Linked DNA regions of Homo sapiens: region 1 is linked to region 2. The links are chromatin loops, found by intact Hi-C in ENCODE. Cell type or tissue: adrenal gland. All regions are shown on one strand. Links, peaks and the distances in the headings refer to the core of each region. The heading gives the core; the rest is flanking DNA. Region 1 holds the start of C2CD2 (C2 calcium dependent domain containing 2). Region 2 overlaps LOC107985502 (a long non-coding RNA gene).

What was found. A loop is a pair of places that touch in the nucleus more often than their neighbours do. Peaks named below come from ENCODE experiments on the same cell type or tissue, not always from the same donor. Only the 100,000 strongest peaks of a DNase experiment are listed, where the experiment ranks them.
Region 1: a loop joins it to region 2, with 1.9 times the contacts of the local background. A loop is called at or near these places in 6 of 110 quality-filtered maps.

The regions. Positions count from the first base shown.
Region 1 is chr21:41,953,770-41,964,965 of GRCh38, forward strand. It overlaps C2CD2 (C2 calcium dependent domain containing 2), which reads right to left and starts at 249. Exons shown (of 14, transcript NM_015500.2): 1 at 1-249. RefSeq lists a silencer at 1-541 and enhancers at 2,351-2,430, 5,107-6,074. In adrenal gland, for the core only: CTCF peaks have their summits at 4,551 (motif pointing left) and 5,452; DNase peaks (open chromatin) are centred at 4,403, 4,620 and 5,529; H3K27ac peaks cover 1,992 bases.
Region 2 is chr21:42,049,397-42,058,681 of GRCh38, forward strand. It overlaps LOC107985502 (a long non-coding RNA gene), which reads left to right. Exons shown (of 2, transcript XR_001755063.3): 2 at 4,503-5,733. Among named protein-coding and RNA genes, the nearest start is that of UMODL1, 17 kb to the right of the region's middle. In adrenal gland, for the core only: no CTCF peak of the experiment used is centred there; no DNase peak of the experiment used is centred there.

The DNA of each region.
Region 1 (11,196 bases), core at 4,134-6,633, 96 kb before region 2:
TCGGAGCCCGGCGAGGAGCGTGGCCGGGGGCCTCTGGGCGGGCAAGCGGGGAGGAAACGCGCGGCGGCCGCGGCCCGGGCTGGGCGCAAGCCCCGCACACCTGCGGAACAGGGGCGCGAGCGGACCCCGCGGCCCGCGCTCCCGACTCGGCGTCTGGGAAGTTCCTGGGCCGCTGCGGGCCGCGCTTCCTCCTGCGCGCGCCGCCCCGGGCGTCCCGCCCGCGGCCCAGCGGTGGCCGGAGGAGGCTCTGGCCGCGGGGCGGGGCGGGGCGGGGGCGGTGCCCGAGGGAGGGGGCGCGGCCGGGCCTGCGGGGGCCGCAGTCCTCCCCCCTGCTCCCAACGCGGCGTGCCCCCGCCCCCCTAAAGGCCCGGCCTTCCCGGCCCCGCCACGTGCGCGCGTCGCCCGCCCCTCCGGCGCCTGCCCGCGGGCCGCGAGGTGACCCGGGCCTCCGGATTCATCAGCCCAACCCCGGCGGCTGCTGTGCGGCTGCTTGGCTTGGCTCGTGTGCGCGCTTGCACAAGTGCGTGTGTGTGCACATGTGTGAGTGTGCGTGTGCACAGCGCGCAGTCAGGGTGATTTCGAGGACTGCCATTTGCTCGCCAGCGAGACAGGATCCAGGCTCAGTCCTCGGAAAGTCCCTGGAAATCCGTGGCTGCCCCTGGAGCCAGGGGCTGGGCCTGCCTTAGGGGGCGTGCTTCTCAGAGGCAAGGAGGGGCTCAGCACCAGGCCCAGGCCCTGCCTTCTGTGTGGCTGTGTCATTCATTCAGTGTGCGGGTGGGGCGGGGGTGCATGTGGTGTGATGTGTGTGGCGCATGTGGTGTGATGTGTTGTGGGTGTGGTGTGTGGTGCACAGGATGGTGTGAGTGTGTATGTGTGGTGCATGGGTGTGGTGTGTGTGTAAGCGTGGTGCATGTGGTGTGGTATGTGTGTTGCGTGCCAGTGTGGTGCATGTGGTGTGTGTGATGTGTAAGCGTGGTGCATGTGGTGTGGTGCGTGTGTGGTGTGTCGGTGTGGTGCATGGGTGTGTGTACGTGTGATGTGTAAGTGCACAGCATGTGGTGTATGTGTGTGGTGTGTGGTGCACAGGATGGTGCGAGTGTGTATGGTGGTGCATGGGTGTGTATGTGTGATGTATAAGTGCAGTGTGTGTGGTGTGTGTGTGTGGTGTGTGTGTGTGATGTGTAAGCGTGGTGCATGTGGTGTGGTGCGTGTGTGGTGTCGGTGTGGTGCATGGGTGTGTGTACGTGTGATGTGTAAGTGCACAGCATGTGGTGTGTGTGTGTGGTGCATGTGGTGTGTGTGGTGTGTATGTGTGATGTGGTGTGGTGTATGTATGTGGTGTGTCAGTGTGGTGCGTGTGTGTGTGGTGCACAGGGTGATGTGAGCGTGTGTGTGTGGCACATGGGTGTGGTGTGGTGCTGTGTGTATATGTATTGTGTAAGTGCGTTGCATGTGGTGTGGTTTGTGTGTGTGGTGAACACGGTGGTGTGTGTATGTGTGGTACATGGATGTGGAGTGTGTGTATGTGTAATGTGTGAGTGCGGTGCATGTGGCGTGGTGTGTGGGTGGTGTGTCAGTGTGGTGCATGTGGTATGGTGTGTGTGTGTGTGGTGTGGTGTGTGGGACATGCCCCTGTGCCCTCCTCTTGCAGAGTGGACGCGGTCCTTAGGGAGTGCCATAGAAACATACTAGCCTGAGATTCTCCGGGGCCTAAAACAGGCCTAAACCATAAAAAAGTGATTCCCCTGTTATTTTCTGCAGCTGTATTAAGGGGACTTGACCTTGAAAGGAATTAGATAGACTGAGCATTTGGCCTTCTCTTCCCTAGCCAGGAGTCTGCTGCGGGGCCAGTGGATGGTCCATCAGAGGGGATTCTGGCCCTGAATCCGTGGGCCCGGATTTTCTTCAGGAAAGAGGAAGGAATGGCACAGCAGCTGGACGGAGAGCCTTTGTGGGGAACAGGATAGGACGCTGTCAGGGAGGTGAAATTAGACGGGGATTGCCCAGGTGAGCTGGGGATGGACCCTTGCGAGCCAGGTCTGTTATCAGAAAGTGGAAATAAGAATGAGACTATCCATCCTGGCTAACATGGTGAAACCCCGTCTCTATTAAAAACACACACACACACAAAACTCAGCCGGGCGTGATGGCGGTCGCCTATAGTCCCAGCTACTCGGGAGGCTGAGGCAGGAAAATGGAGTGAACCCGGGAGGCGGAGCTTGCAGTGAGCCGAGATCGCGCCACTGCACTCCAGCCTGGGCGACAGAGCGAGACTCCGTCTCAAAAAAAAAAAAAAAAATTAAGAATGAGACCATCAGCATCCTGCAAGTGACCCATGTGTTACACACGAGCGCTCCAGTCTGCCGCAGCCTCTTAAGGGTGGGGGGAACTGCTCTTCTTTTCTTCTATTCTGTGTTATTTTAGGCAGAAACAAAAGAAATCCCTTCTTATTTGGCAGAAAAGTCTAATTATGTTCTGACCTGTAGCTAGACCTATGCAGTCAGATAATTCGAGTCCTGCTGGTCCCCTTGCCAGAATAACCGGGGTGAGGAATCCGAGGGCCCAGTGTTCCCCGTGCCATGTGTGCACACAGGCCGCCTGCGGCTGTGTGGGCAGTGACGAGAGCCTGTCCTGTGTGACCGGTGGAACCCGTCTCATTCCTTCAGGTCTCAGGTGTGCTGGCCCATCCCACTTACTTATTTAGAGGCTTGTAACAAACTGTAAACTAACCAGCACCCCTAGTTTGGGATTTGTCACACTTCCATGTGACAAATTTTCTTTTCTTTCTTTCTTTAATTTCTTTCTGTATTTTGAGGCAGAGTCTCACTTTGTCACCTAGACTGGAGTGCAGTGGCACAATCTCGGCTCACTGCAACCTCCGCCTTCCAGGTTCAAGCAATTCTCCTGCCTCAGCCTCCCGAGTAACTGGGACTACAGGCGCCTGCCACCACGCCAGCTAATTTTTGTATTTTTAGTGGAGACGGGGTTTCACCATGTTGGCTAGGCTGGTCTTGAACTCCTGACCTCAGGTGATCTGCCCACCTCAGCCTCCCAAAGTGCTGGGATTACAGGTGTGAGCCACTGTGCCTAGCCCCGTTAAGTGTTTTCAAAGATAATGTCAACATGTAGATATTGGATTACTTACGTGTAGAAGCAAATCGAGGGAAAATAAGGAATGATGCAGGCTTGCAGGACAATGCAGTTGGCCAAAACACGAAATCGGAACAGAAACATCTTATAAATCTATGAAAAAGAGCAGGCTCCCTTTACACAAGCTCCCAGCCCTACACATCCACCAACTCCCAGTCCCCTTCTCCCACTGCAGAAGACACTGGAGGGCTGGGTTCTCCCAGAGCACAGGATTCTGCCTCACCCCCAGTGACATTTCCTGCTCCCGGCACCTCTCTCTCCACCACATCTCCCTTCCACCCAAGGAGTGAGACTGCAGCTCTGCCCGGGGAGGGCTTCTGTCTCCACCAAAACCTTCAAATGGGTCTCTGTCACTCTGCAGTGGTTGTTTGCTATTTTTAGCTGCTCATAAAGGGAAAGCACTGTGGCTGTGGCCCCTCCTGCATGCTCACCTTGAGCTCCCAGCTCCCAGCTGTTTAGGTCAAGCTAAGCCCGCTTCCCATCCATCTGCTGGGTCCACCAGAAACCTTGAACCAGGGCTGCCTTCGCTAGCATGGCAGGCCTCCAGGCGGGAAGGAGGAAGCCAAGTGTCTAAATTCTTCATAATGCTTTACAGTAGCTGGGTTTGAGGCCACAGTCAAGAGCCACTGTTCTATTTTTCACTTTAAAACATTTCTAAATGCTGGTGGTGGAGATGAGAATTGTCTGTTGGATGATCTCTGCTGAGTCACCCAGTCTTGGGTGCAGTGCCTCATCCCTGCCTCAAAGCTGTAAGTCTTTGAACGTCTTCCTCTCCCAAGCCCAGGAGGTTCTGGGATGCTGTGACATTTTTAGAAATTAATAGATATGTCTAGTGTCATGTATGTCATGTATCGCACGTCTATAAACAGTTATACTTTGTTATACTTTTGGGTTTTAAAAAATTCTTTTAGAAAAATGTGGGACTTTTGTTAAGTTTTCAATGTCATTCTTAAATTTCTAGAAGCAGGGAAAAGAAGAGCGTCCAAAATGTTTATAGTTTGTCTCTGAGTGAAAAGTTTCCCCTTCACCCTGAAGCAGTTCACATTATTAGTATTGCTTGAATTATCAAGTTGTGCCCCAATATTGTGAGACCAGCACCTTGGGGGCCCCGGGGAGCTGTGATGGTCACTTCACAGGCCCTACCAGGGACCTCTAGCAAGTGGAAATACACAGCTTCCCCCCAGCAGCACTTGGGGGCAGACGTTTCGAGAATTCCCTCTTAGCAAAATGCTTTTAGCACTTGGCTCAGTGCCCTCGGCAGCTGCTGTGGGAAGCGAGATTTCTGGAGACCAGAGAGGCTGTGGAGACATTTGACCCAATCTCCTTGGCTCCATCTCACTGGCTTAGTCATTTCCACCACCTGGAGGCTGGAATGTGCTTCGAGTCTATTTCCTGTACTGCTCACAGGGTCAATACCGGAGCCGGCGGACCCAACCAAAGGTCACCCGTGGCCAGAGCCTGGCCCGGCGCCAGACAGGGCTTTCCCCCCGAAGAGGGGCCGTGAGTTCTTCTAGTAATCATTTGCATGACTTATGGAGATGCTGTTCATGATGCCTTCCCCAGGAGGAAAGCAGCAATGCTGAGTAACTGCACTAACTCCCCAGGTGAGCCTCAGATGCCGCGTGAACAGTCTCTGAGAGTGAAGACCAGACTGCACGTCTGCCGTCCCTCCCAGGACCGACTGATGGAAATGGTAGTGCCATCGGCTGAGCCCCTGCCACCCTCTTGCTCCCTCCCGGGTCCCCACAGATGCACCAGGCACCCTAAGTCACCTTACGGGCGTTCAGAAAGTCATGGCTGTGTGTACCGAGCATTTCCCACCATCAGATACCACCTGGGTACTCAACTTCATGGACTCGCTTCATTTTCACAGCAACACGCAAACGAGAGCATCGCCCCATTTTAAAAATAAGGAAACTGAGTTCAGAGAAGCTCAGTAACTATCCAAGGCCACCCAGCAAGAAAGTGGCTGAGGCAGGGTTTGACCCCAGGGGCCGTGTTCTCTCCATCTCCTTTCATAAAGGTCAAGGCAAACAAATTCTCCAAAAAGAGAAAAATGTTAAAAGCTGGAAATAGAGGCCCCATTGCTAACATTCATGTGCAAAGATCTGCCTGAAGAATTGTCTTTTGTGTTCTGAAGTCCAGGAGACATGGCCTCTCAAACCCAGAGGGGAAGTTCACTCCCGGAGCTTCTGTGAAGTCCCAAGTCCTTTCTGGGAAAGACGAGAGATGAATCCAGCCCTAGCATTTGCCGTGATCAGTGTCTCTGCACAGGCGCCCACCTAGGAGAGCCTCCCAGGGTGTCCACCACCCACCCTAACAGTGAACAGCAGATACGCTGCTCCTTCAAATCCCACCCTGGTGGCGGCTCCTCAGGGACCCTGAGTCACGCCATGATGCTGGGAGGCGGCCGGGCAGCGTCAGAGGCAGGGCCTGCCAGCCTGCTGCAGGCCAGCCAGGCCTGCCAAGAGTCTGCCCCGGGCAACCCCGATGATGCATCCTGCGAGTCTGTGCCCATGCCGGGCAGACGAAGGAATGTGGCCCAGATGGCTGCCCTGCCTCTGCCAGGTGGCTTGGTTAAGCCTCCCTTGGGAATGCCCAGGAGCAAGGTGACTTGACATTTTTGCCTGTACCCAAGGCTGGGACCAATTTTATGAATGAAAATATTTAACTTCGATTCTTTTTTTGTAGAGGCGGGGTCTCACTGTGTTGCCCAGGCTGGTCTTGAACTCCTGGGCTCAAGTGATCCTCCATCCCCCATTTTTTTTTTTTTCTTGAGACGGAGTCTCACTCTGTCGCCAGGCCAGAATGCAGTGGTGCAATCTCGGCTCACTGCAATCTCCACCTCCCAAGTTCAAGCGATTCCCCTGCCTCAGCCTCCTGAGTAGCTGCAACTACAGGCACCCCCCACCACGCCCAGCTAATTTTTTGTATTTTAGTAGAGATGGGGTTTCACCATGTTGGCCAGGATGGTCTCGATCTCCTGACCTTGTGGTCTGCTCACCTCGGCCTCCCAAGGTGCTGGCATTACAGGTGTGAGCCACCGTGCCCGGCCTCCGCCCCCAATTTTTAAATATATTTCCAAGGAGGCCGTTGCATAAATTGTCTATTTTCTCCAACTCCAAAGAATGCTGGTCCCACACCTATGCACTGATAACCAAAATCACACTGTTGCAGGAATTGACCTAGAGGAATTGACCTCATGATGTGTTCCTGGGCCGGGCCCCTGTAATCCCAGCACTTTGGAAGGAGGCCGAGGCAGGAGGATAGCTTGAGCTCAGGCATTCAAGACCAGCCTGGGTAACAAAGTGAGACTCCTTCTCTATTAAAAAAATAAAAATAAAAATTAGCCAGGCGTGGTGGCTTATGCCTGCGGTCCCAGCTACATAGGAGGCTGAGGCAGGAGGATCATTTGAGCCCAAGAGGTTGAGGCTGCAGTAAACCATGTTTGCACCACTGCACTCCAGCCTGGGCAACAGAGCAAAGACCTTGTCTTGAAAAAAATAAAAAAAGATGTGTTCATCATGTAGAAGTTGAGTTTGTAAGGATGTGTCAGGTGGCAGCAGGAGTCTGGAGAGAGGGTGCACGGAGGAAGAGAGAGATGACTTCGCTGGAATGAGATGACCCCTCCCCATGCTGAGACTCTCAATGAATGCCATGCACAGCCTCCAGCTAGGGGTGGCCACAGCGGGGCCTTGCTCGCCTTGCTCGCTGGGGACAGCCCCTAGGCTGCAGGACTAGAGTTGCTCCTAGCTTCTCAGAACCTGCGGGATCTGCTTCTGCAGCTCCAGTGATATGGCCGTTCCCAGCACTGACTCTGGAATAACACTTGATCTATAGGCGGCTCCACTAGAAAAGAGCCAAGCCCCGCAAGTCAGAGGGGTCTCCCCTTACCCAACACAGGACACAGGAAAGCTGCCCTTATTCCCTGCAGGACAAGGCACATTTCTTGTAATTAGTGCTTTGCCTGTCTTCTGGGCTACAGTTTTCCTTTCTACTATTGTTTTTATTGAGCACAGTGAGTAGAACCAACTAAATATCTGGAGGGATATTTAGTCTCTTTAAGAGTTAAAGGAAATCCCATTAAAGGGCTTTTAAAAACAATCCAGGAGCATGCATTTATCTACACATAACTAAGTACTAATTACAAATAATTATTATATATTCCAGTGGTTACCCCAAATAGTGCAATAAAGACGAAGGGAATAATTTTCCTGCTCCAGGAAATACTCATGCTTCTGTTTGCCTAGTACTTTGTAAGAAATCCTATAACAAGTAAGAGGCAGGAATTATCACCCCCATCGTGGGAATGAGGGGTGGAAGCTTAGAGACGCTGAGCAACTTGCCAGGGGCAACAACAACGTGGTTGGGGTTAGGGTTAAGAGGCGGAGCTAGACCTGGACTCCAGGTGTTTGCTGCGTGATCTCCCATGTTGCACCAAGCAGCGAGTCTATACGACACCCCCATGGAATTAGAGAAGAGCAGCTCATTGACACAGATTTATTGCAATGCGTCATTTCCCCCGATTTCGATGGATCATCATCTCCTCTAGCTACTCAGAGCAGGGAGCTGGGACTGAACTATAGTACGTGAAGTCATTGTGTATATTCTCTTAGTGTGTCATTTCCCCGCGGAGTCACCTTCCAGAAGCTCTGCCAGCTCCAGCTCATGGGGCCCGAGGGAGGGATGGACCCTGCAGAGTGGGCGGTCACCACTATCGGGGCATCCATGCTGCCTGCCAGTCCAGCCCCTTCCCCAGCTTGTTCTCCTGTCCAGTCGGCTAAAGGGGCAACGAAGAGGAAGCCAGAGACTCTCAGGAAGGAAGCAGCCCCAGCTCCTCCTCCGGGCTCTCCTTTTGTTAGTATTATGGCAAAAACCACAATTACATTTGCACCGACCTAGTAGAAGCCCCAGGTGACAGGGAGAGGGGCACTGGTGGGTCCCAGTGGGAGAGAAAACAGCCTCACAAGCCCTTCTCTTTCAGTCTGTGAAGCGCATCACGGCCTCCCTCGCAGGTGGGTGAGGCGTGGCTGTCCTCATGATCCTCACAACTGTTGTTTGAACCAGGTACCTCTGTGTCCAGCAAAGGGGTGGGGACTGTCCCCATCTCAGGGCGCTGCATAGACTCACAAAAGCAGCCTTCAAAAGGCATGGCTGGGCTTGATTTTAAAAGGAGTCTCAAGTCTCTCCCCGAAAAAAAAAAAAAAAACAGGAAAAGGGTGGCCAGGTTAAGCCCGCTGGGTCCCTGGTGTTCTGAAGCAGGGCAGGCTTGGTGGCCTTCTGTCACTGAGAAGCAGGGGGTCTGTAGAAAGGAAAATCACAGAAAAAGAAAACTGTAGGCCAGAACACAGGCTGTTGCTGAGCCGCTGGACGCTAGCCCCACACATTGAACAGTGCCCTTCAAAAGGGAACTGGAGAAAGAATGTTCCAGGATTAAAAGGTGAAGTCAGGGAAGCTGCACAACCTCATAAATCCATGCAAACATTCCTAAAAAAAGAAGGTGTCTTAGTTCAGGCCACTAGAACAAAATAACATCCCGGGTGGCTTGTAAACAACATTTATTTTTCACCAGGCTGGAAGTCTGAGATCAGGGTGCCAGAAGGGTCAGGTTCTGGTGACGGGTTGCTGACTGCCGCCTTCTGGTTGTTTCTTCACATGGTGCGAAGAGAGGGAGGGAGCTCTCTGGGGTCTCTTTTGCAAGGGCACTAATCCTATTCACGGGGGCTCAACCCTATGACCTCAGTGTCACTTCCCAGAGGCTCCATCTCCTAATACCATCACACTGGAGGTAAGGACTTCAACATGTGGATTTTGGGGGAACATGAAGGGTCAACATGTGAATTTTGGGGGAACAGGAAGGGTCCTTCCTCTGCAGGGGATGTCAGGGTGGGAACGCTCAGGGAACCTGGCAGAGGACCCTCTGTGGGGCAAGATCCTTAGTCGGTGCCCAGAGACTCCTTGGCTAGGCTGCTCCAAGGAACGCAGGTTCCAGGGCAAGTCCGCAGAAATAGCGAGGAACCGGGTTAAAGCACCCAGAATCTCAGCCAGTGCAATGGACGCTGGGCTGTCCAATAAATGATTGACCAAAGATCCTTTAAAGGGAATTGAAAAGATGAAAAAGAAATTAGATACTGCCACATTTTTATTTTAGCCCTCATCAAAATGCCAAGGCGGGCAGATCACGAGGTCATGAGTTCGAGACCAGCCTGGCCAACATGGTGAAACCCCGTCTCTACTAAAAATACAAAAATTAGCTAGGCGTGGTGGCACATGCCTGTAATCTCAGCTACTCGGGAGGCTGAGGCAGGAGAATCGCTTGAACCTGGGAGGCAGAGGTTGCAGTAAGCCGAGTTTACCCCACTGCACTCCAGCCTGGGCAACAGAGCGAGACTCCGTCTCAAAACCAAAAAAAAAAAAAAATGCTATGAGGTGGATGAAACAGATGTTATTATCACTGTTTTGCAGGTGAGGAATCCGAAGTCCTCATCAAGGACCCTCCACTTATTACAAATTCAGCTGGGACTGAAGCGGTGTGTCCGCAGCTTGGACACCAAACAGGCGACCCCTTTACTAGCTGAGAATACGCCTCTGTGAAGACAAGTGACTGCAAAGCAGCGAAGCCTCAGTCCTGAGAGCATTTTTCTAAGACATCAGTTCCATCAGATATGTCTTTGGGAATCATTTCATACTCAGCCAAGTGTTAGAAAGGGCTGGTTGGCATTATTTGCTCCAATAATAAATCCATGTGCGCTAATGTTCGTCAATGCTGCTCTGCAGGGAGAAGTCAAAGCACGCAAGCCAGGCCTCCATGGGGAGGCCCGAGATGACTGGAGGGTTTGTGCCTAAGCATTTGTTCAGATGCAATAATCCACTACTCTTGGGGAGAAAATGATCCTTTTTTAAAAATTATTTTGTCTTTTTAAAAAACTGATCTAACAAATTTTGCAGAATTGAAGGAGCAACTGAAGCAAAGTTTTCTTGTTGATAGAGGTGTGTCCGGTGTGCAGATGTGTCCTTTGGAGACTGGGTCGACATGTCGCCATGGCACTGTGCCTGCTCCAGTCCCTGGCCAGCCCTCCATCTGTCAGCGACAGCACACGAGGTCCTCCTGGACAGAGAGTATCCAGTACTATGGACACTGTGGACACAGAAAATGCTTCCTTCCTCTCTAAATCTCCCCAGGAGGGCTCCCTGGTGAGGCCCAAGGGAGGTGATCCAGACAGCCATCTCCTCACCAGAGCTTCTCCTCCCCCCTCAAACGATGGAGAGAAAACATGGAGATGCTTCTTGCCGGCAGGTTTATAAGATTCAAAGCTTCTGGTGAGAAGCAGAGACAAGGTAGTATCCTTCTGTGTTGGGGAGAGCTGGCCACTGCTGATGCCATAGCTGAGAGTCCCCTGCAGAAGCTGTCCCAGGAGGCCACAGGAGGGGTTGTCCTGGTGCATGCCGACGGTAGCAGAGCTGCTACTCCTGCCGGTCCGTCCCTGGTGTTTAATGAGCCCGTCCTGAGATGAAGGAGGGAAAGTGGGGGCAGGCAAAAGAGAGAATGTCCATTGTGCCAGGAGGCATCCCCGCCTTCCTCCTGTAGCTCTGGGACCAGCTGCAAGAAGGCAAAGTATCATACCAGCCTTTTGAGAGGGGAGGCTCAGAAGCCCATCAGCAGACGAATGAGCAGACAGAATGCGGTCTATCCGTGTGATGGAACATTATTCAGCCGTAAAAAGGAATGAAGCACTGACCCAGGCTACAACACGGTGAACCCTGAAAACGTGATGCTGCGTGAAAGAAGCCACTCACAAATGCCACACGTTGCGTGATTCAAACGCCACACATTGCATGATTCAAACGCCACACATTGCATGATTCAAACGCCACACATTGCATGATTCCATTTACATGAAATGCCCAGAATAGGTGAGTGACGGGGCAGAAAGCAGGTGAGTGGTTACCTGGGGCTAGGGGTGGGCCGACAGGGAGTGACTGCTGATGTGCACAGGGTTTCTGTGGGGGGAGATGAAAACATTCTGGAGGACTAGATGGGGTGAC
Region 2 (9,285 bases), core at 4,441-6,940:
GGGCTGGCTTGCTCATTGCTTCTCCTTAGCATGGTGCGGTGCCCACTCTGGGTGCCGGGGTCCACGTCCCCATCATTATTATGGTCAGCATATAGCTGTGACCTTTCTGACATCAATGTGGATGTGCGATAAGTCCATGTTTGCGGGAACCTAAGGAAAGACCCACTTACTCATCATCTATGAAGGTGTGGGTAGGAGACAAGAGAGCCGTGCAGAGAAACGAGAGTCAGGAAGAGAATGAGGAGCTCTGGGCATGGAGATGGACACCAGGGACCAGTGGGGAAGCTGAACGGGGCCTGGGCCTCTGCAAAGAGACCTGGCGGGGAGGGGGCAGAAGTAGGGTGCTCACCTGTTGGCATGTCCAGGGCGGGGTGGTGGCAGATTCAGGCTGAAGTTCAGGCTGAGCCCTGGAGACCCAGGCAGAGTTGACCCTGCCTCCTGGGGACCAAGGAGCCTTCAGTGAACTGTCACCCCCTACTGCAGAGCCCAGGACGTGCAGACAACATGTTTTGAATGAATGGAGTGGAAGTCAGGTACAAATATGAGACAAGGGCCTGATGCTGTGTGTAATGCTGGGTCAGACCCGTGGGCAGGTGAGCAGTGCTTGCTTAGAGGGGACCTTGGGCCTGGTTTCCCTTGCTCTGTGGTCCTGCTTCTGAGCTGAGTAGCTGTGGACCTATCGTGGGGAGGAGGAACTCAGAATATGCCCAGCTCAGAGTCTGGGTCTTAGAAGAGAGAAACTGGGGGCGTGGTGCAAGCCCTGAGGGCATTCAGCTGTGTGGTCCAGGGGAAACCACCATAGCTTTGGGGGGTCAGACTGTGAGGCTCAGAACCAGGCAGCCGGCCCCGCCCGTGTGTTCTACTCCACACACGCCGTGTGAGTTGCTGTTCATGTGGTCCAGGGCACTGCCTCACCCTGAGCATTTCATCCACTGGACACTGGGTATTTCTCATCGCAGAGGAGCCTGCACAGGCTACAGAGCACGACCAGACTGAGAGCTCTGAGAGGGGCCCTGGAGGAAAGAATTTGCAGCATGATGTGCCCAGTCCTTAGACCCTCTGTCCCCAGGTGTGTGGCCTGCAGCATACCTGTGCATTCTGTGGGTCACCGATGTCTCCAAGAAGGGAGCATTTTCTCCGGAACCCAGCAAGGAGCAGCTGATGAAGGCCTGCTGACTGCTTTTGGCTTTGCGAGTGCTCTTGAAACCCGTGTACTCCCCAGGAGCTCTGGGCAGCTGCTTCGGCTGCAAGAAGCCTTCACTCACAGATATGGATGCGTCCCAGGGCACCTCACTCCTGCCTTTATTCTTCCAGCCACACGCCAGGGGTCCCCAGGCCACCTCCACTGAGATTAGGCAGTGTGTTTCTATCATGATTCACACATTAGCCATTGTGATATACAATTTTAGCCTTAGAAAAAAGTTGCAAGAATAGTACAAAGAAACGTTTGTACACTTCAACCAATTCATTAATTGTGAGCATTTTGTCTCATTTGCTTAATATCCTCTCTCTAGTATAATCTCTATGTATATATCTTTTCTTACATGTATATAGTATCATCTCTGTCCATGTACATATCTTTTCATATATATGTGTGTATATATGTGCATATACATAGATGTGTATGCAAATATATGTGTGTATGTATGTGTGTATGTGTGTATGTAAATATATGTGTGTGTGTATATATGTGCATATACATATGTGTGTGTAAATATATGTGTATGTATATGTGTGTTTATATGTGCGGATACATATGTGTATGTAAATATATGTATGTATATGTATGTTTGTATATATGTACACACACATAGATTTTAGGGCAAGAACTATTTAAAGAGGTTGTGGACATCAGGTTTCTTTTCCCAAGTGCTTTGGTGTGTATTGCTAGGAATAGTCATTCTCTTATATCACTGACATTGTTATATCCTACCCTTGAACCCATCATCCTTATTCAAATAGAATGCCCTTTGCAACCACGTTTTTTCCGGTTTAGGATCTTTTCTCAAATTCATGCTGTATTTGCCTTCATGATCTTGATGATACTGAGGGAAGGATTATTTTCATTTTCTTTAGTAAAGAAAGTGCAAAACTAGAACCAACAACATCAAAGTCGCTTTTATTGAAAGGCTTGGAATCCACATCGATGGATCCTTCCCATCGATCAGCAAAATCCAAAAACCTATCTGCTGGGTGGATCTCCGCATGTGGCTGACCTCCAGGGAGCAGGTGGGCACGGTGGCCTGTTTTCAGGTTTGCAGTGTATGAGGCGACACCATCTGGATACTGGCCTCCTCCGAGTCTGTCTGACCGAGAAGGCAGCCCCTGGTTCTCCAGTCTTGACTCTGGTTTCAGATGCTGCTCTTGGATTAAAAAGCAGATTTCTGGCCACGCTCTTTGATCACAAATTTAATTACAAAATTTGCTCTAACCCCAAAGGAATGAAAACTTACCAGCTAAATGAAAGCTGCAAGTTGCTAGATTTTGACTTGATCAGCCTGTCTTTCTGTAACCAAATAATCATTCTTTGTCCCGATGCGATGTTGGTCACCCTCAACATCAAAGCCCTTTTGTGGGACGCCTTTATCTCTCTGAGGGCCTGTGTGGTGCAGATAAGGGGAGTGAGAGGAGATGATGTGATCGCCCTTGGCCCTACTCTTATATCCGGAGCCAGCGGTGGGACTTAGACCGCAGCATCCTGACCTGACTTCCAGGCTCTGCTTCCAGCGGGAGAGCTTCTCCAGCAGGCTGAAGACACATGCAAAATTAAGATACACTTTCAGGCTGGCTTTTATGATAAAAACCCCAACTTAAAATTTTTTTCCATAAGTTACTGGGGGGCAGGTGGTATTTGGTTACAAGAGTAAGTTCTTTAGTGGTGCTTTGTAAGACTTCGGAGCATCCATCACCCATGCAGTATATACTGCACCATATTTGTAGTATTTTATCCCTCGCCCCCCTCCAACTCTTCCCCCTAAGTCCCCAAAGGCCATTGTATCATTCTTATGCCTTTGCGTCCTCATAGCTTAGCTCCCACGTATCAGTGAGAACATATGATCTTCGGTTTTCCATTCCTGAGTTACATTACATAGAATAATAGTCTCCAATCTCATCCAGGTCACTGCAAATGCTGTTAATTCATTTCTTTTTATGGCTGCATAGTATTCCATCATTGTATTATGAAAATTTTCAAACACACAGAAAAGTGGAAACAATTGTAAAGTAGACACTCTAGGTTCTACAGTTAATATTTGCGGTACTTTATCACACATCTACCCACCCGTTTATCTCTCATCCATCAACCCTTGGCATCTTGTGTTTAATGCATTTCAAAGTAACTTGCGGACCTCCATTTGTTTCCCTAAATATTTCACCTGGCGTATCATTAATTAGAGCTTCATATTTGTTTACAGTCCTTTTTTGAGGTAAGATTTAGATACAGTGTTATGTGCAAATGCTAAGTGTACATTCATTGAGTTCCAACAAGTGCATAAACTTCTTTCAAGGCTTAGAACATCCCCAGAACCCTAGAAGTTTCTCTAATGCCCTTTCCAAGCAATACCCCCTTCAATCTTCAGAAGCAAGCACTGCTCTTATTTTTTCTTCACCACAGATTTGTTTTGCCTGTTCTAGAACTTTATAGAAATGAAGTCATGTCGTATGTAGTCAGTTCTGTCTGGCTCCTTCCGTTCAGTGTGTTTTGTGCTATATTCATGTCATTTGTGACGTGCTGAGGATTCATTTCTTTTTGTTAGTGAGTAGTATTCCATTTTAAGAAGATATAATTTGTTTTTACATTCTCCTCTTAATGGGCTGTTTCTGGGTTTTGGCTATGATTCATAAAACTGGTGTGAACAAATATTTTTGTGGACATAAATTTTCCTTTATCTTGAGTAAATATCGGATTGAAATGGTTGGGTCTGGGGTAGGTGTATTTTCGGTTTTATAAGAGACTTCCAGGCCCTTTTCCAGATGGTTGCACCACTTTACATCCACCAGCAATGCTTGTGCGTTCCAGTTGCTCCACAGCAGCACCACTAAAGTCTTTTTAAAATGTTAGCGATTCCCGAGTGCAGCATGTATAACCTTCCAAAAAATTCAACATCATCTTCCGCTGTGTTTCCATCCATCTGAAGCCTGTTAGAATTTATCCAAATCCAAATCAGTAAACCCAGAGTCAGTTCTCCAAAAATTGTGTGGAAAATCTAAAATTTATCTTTACTACTGCTGGCTGCCCCCTCTTGGCACTTCTGTGCTCTTAGGCACCAGGAATTTGGTAACCTGGTTTCTCATCTCTTCCATTGTTTTGTTTTGTTGGAGAGAGAGTCTCACTCTGTCACCCAGGCTGGAGTGCAGTGGTGCCATCATAGCTCACTGCAGCCTCAACCTCCTGGGCTCAGGTGATCCGTCCACCTCAGCTTCTCAAGTAGCTGGGACTTCAGGTGCACGCCACCGCACTCAACTAATTAATTTTTTTTTTTTTTTTGTATTTTTTTCTACAGATGAGGTTTCATCATGTTCCCCAGGCTGGTCTCATACTCCTGAGTTCAAGCAATCCACCTGCCTTGGCCACCCAAAGTGCTGGGATTACAGGTGTGAGCTACTGCGTCTAGCCCTCTTCCATCGTTTTCAAGGAGGGATCAGGGGTCAGCTGTTCGCAACTTGGTACGAATGAGTTTGTCATTGGATCACCTCCCTTGGGAGGAAGTCTTGCCCTGGGGATGTAGGAACAAGAACTAACATGCTCAGTGCCTCCTAACAGCCCCACTTTACCTAGTGTGTCAATTCCCCACAGACAAGTAAACTGAGGCCCAGGAAGCATCGTTGCCTGAGGTTGCCGAGTTGATAAGCAAAGGTCTCAGTCCCTGTGGACTCAGAGCCTGGGCTTCTCCCCTGGGACCCTGCAGCTCCACCGGCAGTTATTCCAATTCTTCCTCAGGTGTTGGAGGCTTGTATGGAAACTCCTTGCTTCTGTCTCTCGCTCAGCCCTTAGAAAACCTCCAAGAGATGGCCACTCCTGCCTGTGGTGCAGAGAACGCCCAGGCAGAAGACCCTTGGAGGCTCAGACAGAGAACTCACTGCACTTTCAGTCATCCTGGGCTGGCTCCCCGGCCCCTCTCACGTTCTTTATGGATTTGACCCAAAGTCTTCCAGATGGATGGAGCTGTGGGCACTGAGTCTGGGAATGTCTCAGCCCACCTTGGCTCCCTTCTCCAGCAGGAGTGGAGGTGTGTGATGTCAAACAGGCCCAGCCTCTCTCTCAGACCCGGTTCTGGGCCCACACAGCCCCTTCTTCCTGAAAGCAGAGGTGGCAGTAAGAGGATGGCTTTGGCCTTTGAATGTTCTCAAGCGATCCAAGTTCAGAGTATACTGTTGCTGTCCTCTGTCCCTGAAGCTTCTCTCCTACTCCTTGGACAAACTCACTTCTCCCCTCAGGGACTTCTCTCATGTAGCAGAGTGTACACCTGCTGCCCCAGCAAGGCCTTCACAATGATCCAAGCCTGGCCTGTTGCTCCAGCTTCTGGAACCTCCCATGGCCTTCGGTCTACTTGAATGCTCCTGAGGCCAGGTAGCTCATCACTGCCGGAGGACCTGTTGCCACTCACTTCTAGCCACAAGAAATGTCTGCCTGTCCTGAGCAAAACCCACCTTGGAGGAACTTCTTTACTCCCTTGTTGAATTTTTGGCTCTACCAAATAAACATGAATTGCTTCCCTGTGAAAGACCTCCAAACACTTTCCTCTGCCTGTGTGTTGTTCATCAGTGGTGTAGCCGAATCCAGGGCGAGGAGGACCTGCATTTTAGCTGGTGTTAACCAGAGTGGAGGGAGGATTAGGAGTGGCCTTTGGGTGGACAGGAGGTATGACAGGCTGCAGATGGTGGAGCAAGCCTTGCTGTGCCCCCGACCCAGCTCGACATGCACACGTGGGTGGTTCTGGCTCCCTGGGTGGGAAGAATGGTGGGGTGGGTGGGCATTGTGAGCCTGGCAACCAGACCCCACGGAATAGCAGGGAGGAGGAGGAAGGAGGACGCCCTCCAAGAAACAGTGGAGTGAAACCTTAGTGCCTACTTCACAGCCCATCTGGGGTCTCTCCCTGCTTGCTTCTGGGCAGAGGGTGTCCATTATACCACAAGCACAACCTTGAAATGTGCTGGAGCAGGAAGTCGCGCAGGACCTCATTCCCCAGGACTTTCCATACATGAGGAATGCAGGGCTGAGCAGGTGAGATGCGGCGGTGGGAGGCATGCCGCCTGCTCCCTCTCCTGATTCACTGGGGTTTTGGGCTGCAGGCAGTCAGAAGGTCTCATTTTGGGGGGTTCTCAGCAATAGATGGGGATACAGTAGGAGGGCAAAGTCACAGAAATTCTCTGCCGGAACTCCAAGACGCAGGGGCTGGGAACCGTCTGCAGGACCCAGACCCAGAGTTGGACCAGGATTAAAGGTGGTGGGGGGTGTGGGGTGCCGAATGTGAAGAACAGAACGGAAGTGCAGGAAGACAGCCCGACCTCCAGGAGACACCATCACTCTCGGTGTTTCCCTCCCTGTGTTTCTTTCTTCCAAGAAAGGGTATTTCCAAGAGGACAGATTGGTTGACCAAAAGGCCATTTTATTTCTACTTTATAAAAATAGATGAAAGGAGACTTGAAATTATTTTGCCTCTTACATCACTGGGTTTGGGTTCTGGAAGTCCCTGGAGGGTGCGCCTGTAGCCCAGACTTCACAGGTAGACATGGAGGTCATGCAGGTCACATGGCTGGTTGACACCTGTAAAGCTATGATGGCCAAGCAGAACTTTGCCGGGTATCTCTGGTCCTATTCCCTCCCCCGGGTCATCTGCCTCCCTCCTGGAATTGATTGATTAAGTGCTGTCCCTCCATTTCGTCTAATAGACCACGGGAAGGATAGGCCAAACAAGAAGGGCCTACTTCAACTTACAAGTCAAGTCACGGTTTCAGAACACCTTATCTCCAACCTCTGTCCTCACCACAAGCCAGCCCGACAATGTCCTCATCCGATTTTCTCAAAAGAGTTTGGGCGATCTTGAGGGCAAATCCCATTAAATATCTGTACCCAGTCTAGCATCCAGAGTTGTCAGCGTTCGTGAGCAAACAGATCTCAGAGGCATCAGTGTTCGTGAGCAAACAGATCTCAGAGGCGTCAGCATTCGTGAGCAAACAGATCTCATTCTTAGTGAGAGTGCTTCTCCTCTGGAAGCTCTTGAGGAGACACCCTCCTTACATCTTCCAGCTGCAGGTGTTACCGGCAAACCGTGGTGCGCCTTGGCTCACAGCCACATCTCTCCAACCTCTGCCTCCTCGGAGTCCTTTTCTGTCACTTAGAAGGACGCTGTCCCTGGATTCGGGGCAATGCTAGGGCAGGATGATCTCATCTCTGACCTTACATCTGCAACAGCCCTTTCCAAATAAGGTCCCATCCTAAGATTCTGGGTGGACATGAATTTTGAGGAGACACCATTCGAACATATCTTTGTATCTCTTCCTTCTCAGGGTGTGTCCTACCCCCTCACAGCTTATTCTTTTTCCCTTCAAACACTCTGTTGAGACCCTTACACGAGGCGGTTTCCCCAGACACCGCACAGATCTCTCCTCCCTAACGAGTTCCGCAGACTCTCTGGAAGTCTGGCTGGAAATGCTGCTCTCCCTTTTTCCTTCTGGGATGGAAAAACGCTCCCAATGGCTCCACCAGTCAGTCAGTGAGACGTTCCAAACCGGTCTTTCCACTTGGGCTTCCTCATCTGTTTATCTTTTATTTATACAAGCCTCAAACCACTGAACACTGCTTGGTAAACATTCCCTCATTTACTATGCAAATGTTAGCACGGGGGCCCACGCCCGCCCTTCCCCAGGAAAGCCACTGAGTGCTGAATGCGGATGGACTTTCTTCACATTCTTTGGGGTTTTCGGAAAGGGTATGTTTTTCCTAACGTCACTTCAAATGTATTTCTTAACAAAAACCTCCTAACCTTTGGAAAATGGAAAAGAAGTTACTCATCTGAAAGGAAACTCCAAGTTTTTAGGACCTCTACCAAACCCCTGAGTGACTGCGGTCACCTCGCCTGCCAGCATGCTAAGAAGGCATTGTCTTGCCACAGGGCTGGGTTTCTGCCAGCGATTTCTGCAACATGTTATGTCTGGGTTATGTATTTGAATTCCCGGCCAGGATTTTCTGGTGGGTCTCCCTACCCTCCATGAAAGAGTCCCTGTGCAGTGCCAGCCCTGCATCATGGTTCTTGCAACGACTGAGCATTCTGCACGCCTGGAAATGTGGAGCAGCCGGGAGGATGAATGGCCGTCAGCTTCTGAGTCCCTCCTCATCTTTACAGTGCAATAGTGAGAGTCTTTTTCTAGGTCAGTGGTTTGTAAAATGGCCAGCTTTAGAGGGAACCACCACCCTTCTAAGAATTGTAACTATATAATCACATGGCATTTAAATATATTACCAAGACCAAGGGCATCAGAGGGCATCAGTTTCTCAGCTGGGAGTGACTTCCTCACACTCCTGGATTCCCTTGGCAGGAGGCAGATGAAGAGAGCTGCTGAAAAAGTGACTTTCCTGGTTTGTGATCTCCACGGGAAAGAACATGCGACCCGTCTGAGCCTTGAATGTCGGAATGAAGTGTTTTGCTGCTGGTCACGGCTATTCTGGGAAGCACGGCTGTGGGTCTGTGAGACCATAGAAGAGGTCCTTAAAATAATATGCACGCCCGGGAGTTGGGAGCGATGAGCGGCTGTGGGGAGCCCTCTTCTGCCTGCTGCTTCCTGGTCCTACCCTAATGTGTATGTGGGCTGACCCCAGGCCATTCAACAAGCACTTATTGAGTACCTACTGTATGCCAGACATGGGCTGGGCCCCAGGAGGAAGTAGTCTTAGGTCCTGATTCCTCCTTTTGTTTTTGTTTTGTTTTGTTTTTGTTTTCGAGATAGGGCCTGGTTCTGCTGCCCAGGCTGGAGTGCAGTGACCTGAACAAGGCTCATTGTAGCTTAGACCTCCTGGGCCCAAGTGATCCTCCTGCCTCAGCCTCCCGCATAGCTGGGTCTACAGGCACACACCACCACGCCTGGCAAATTTTTTCTTTTGTATTGTTTTGTAGAGACAGGGGTCTCACTATGTTGCCCACGCTGATCTCAAGCTCTTGGTGTGAAGTGATCCTCCTGCCTCAGCCTCCTAAAGCACTGGGATTACAGGCGTGGGTCACCGCGCCAGGCCCTGACTCCTCCCTTTGTGCTGCCCATCACCTATCAGGGCAGGGGAGACCTTCACTC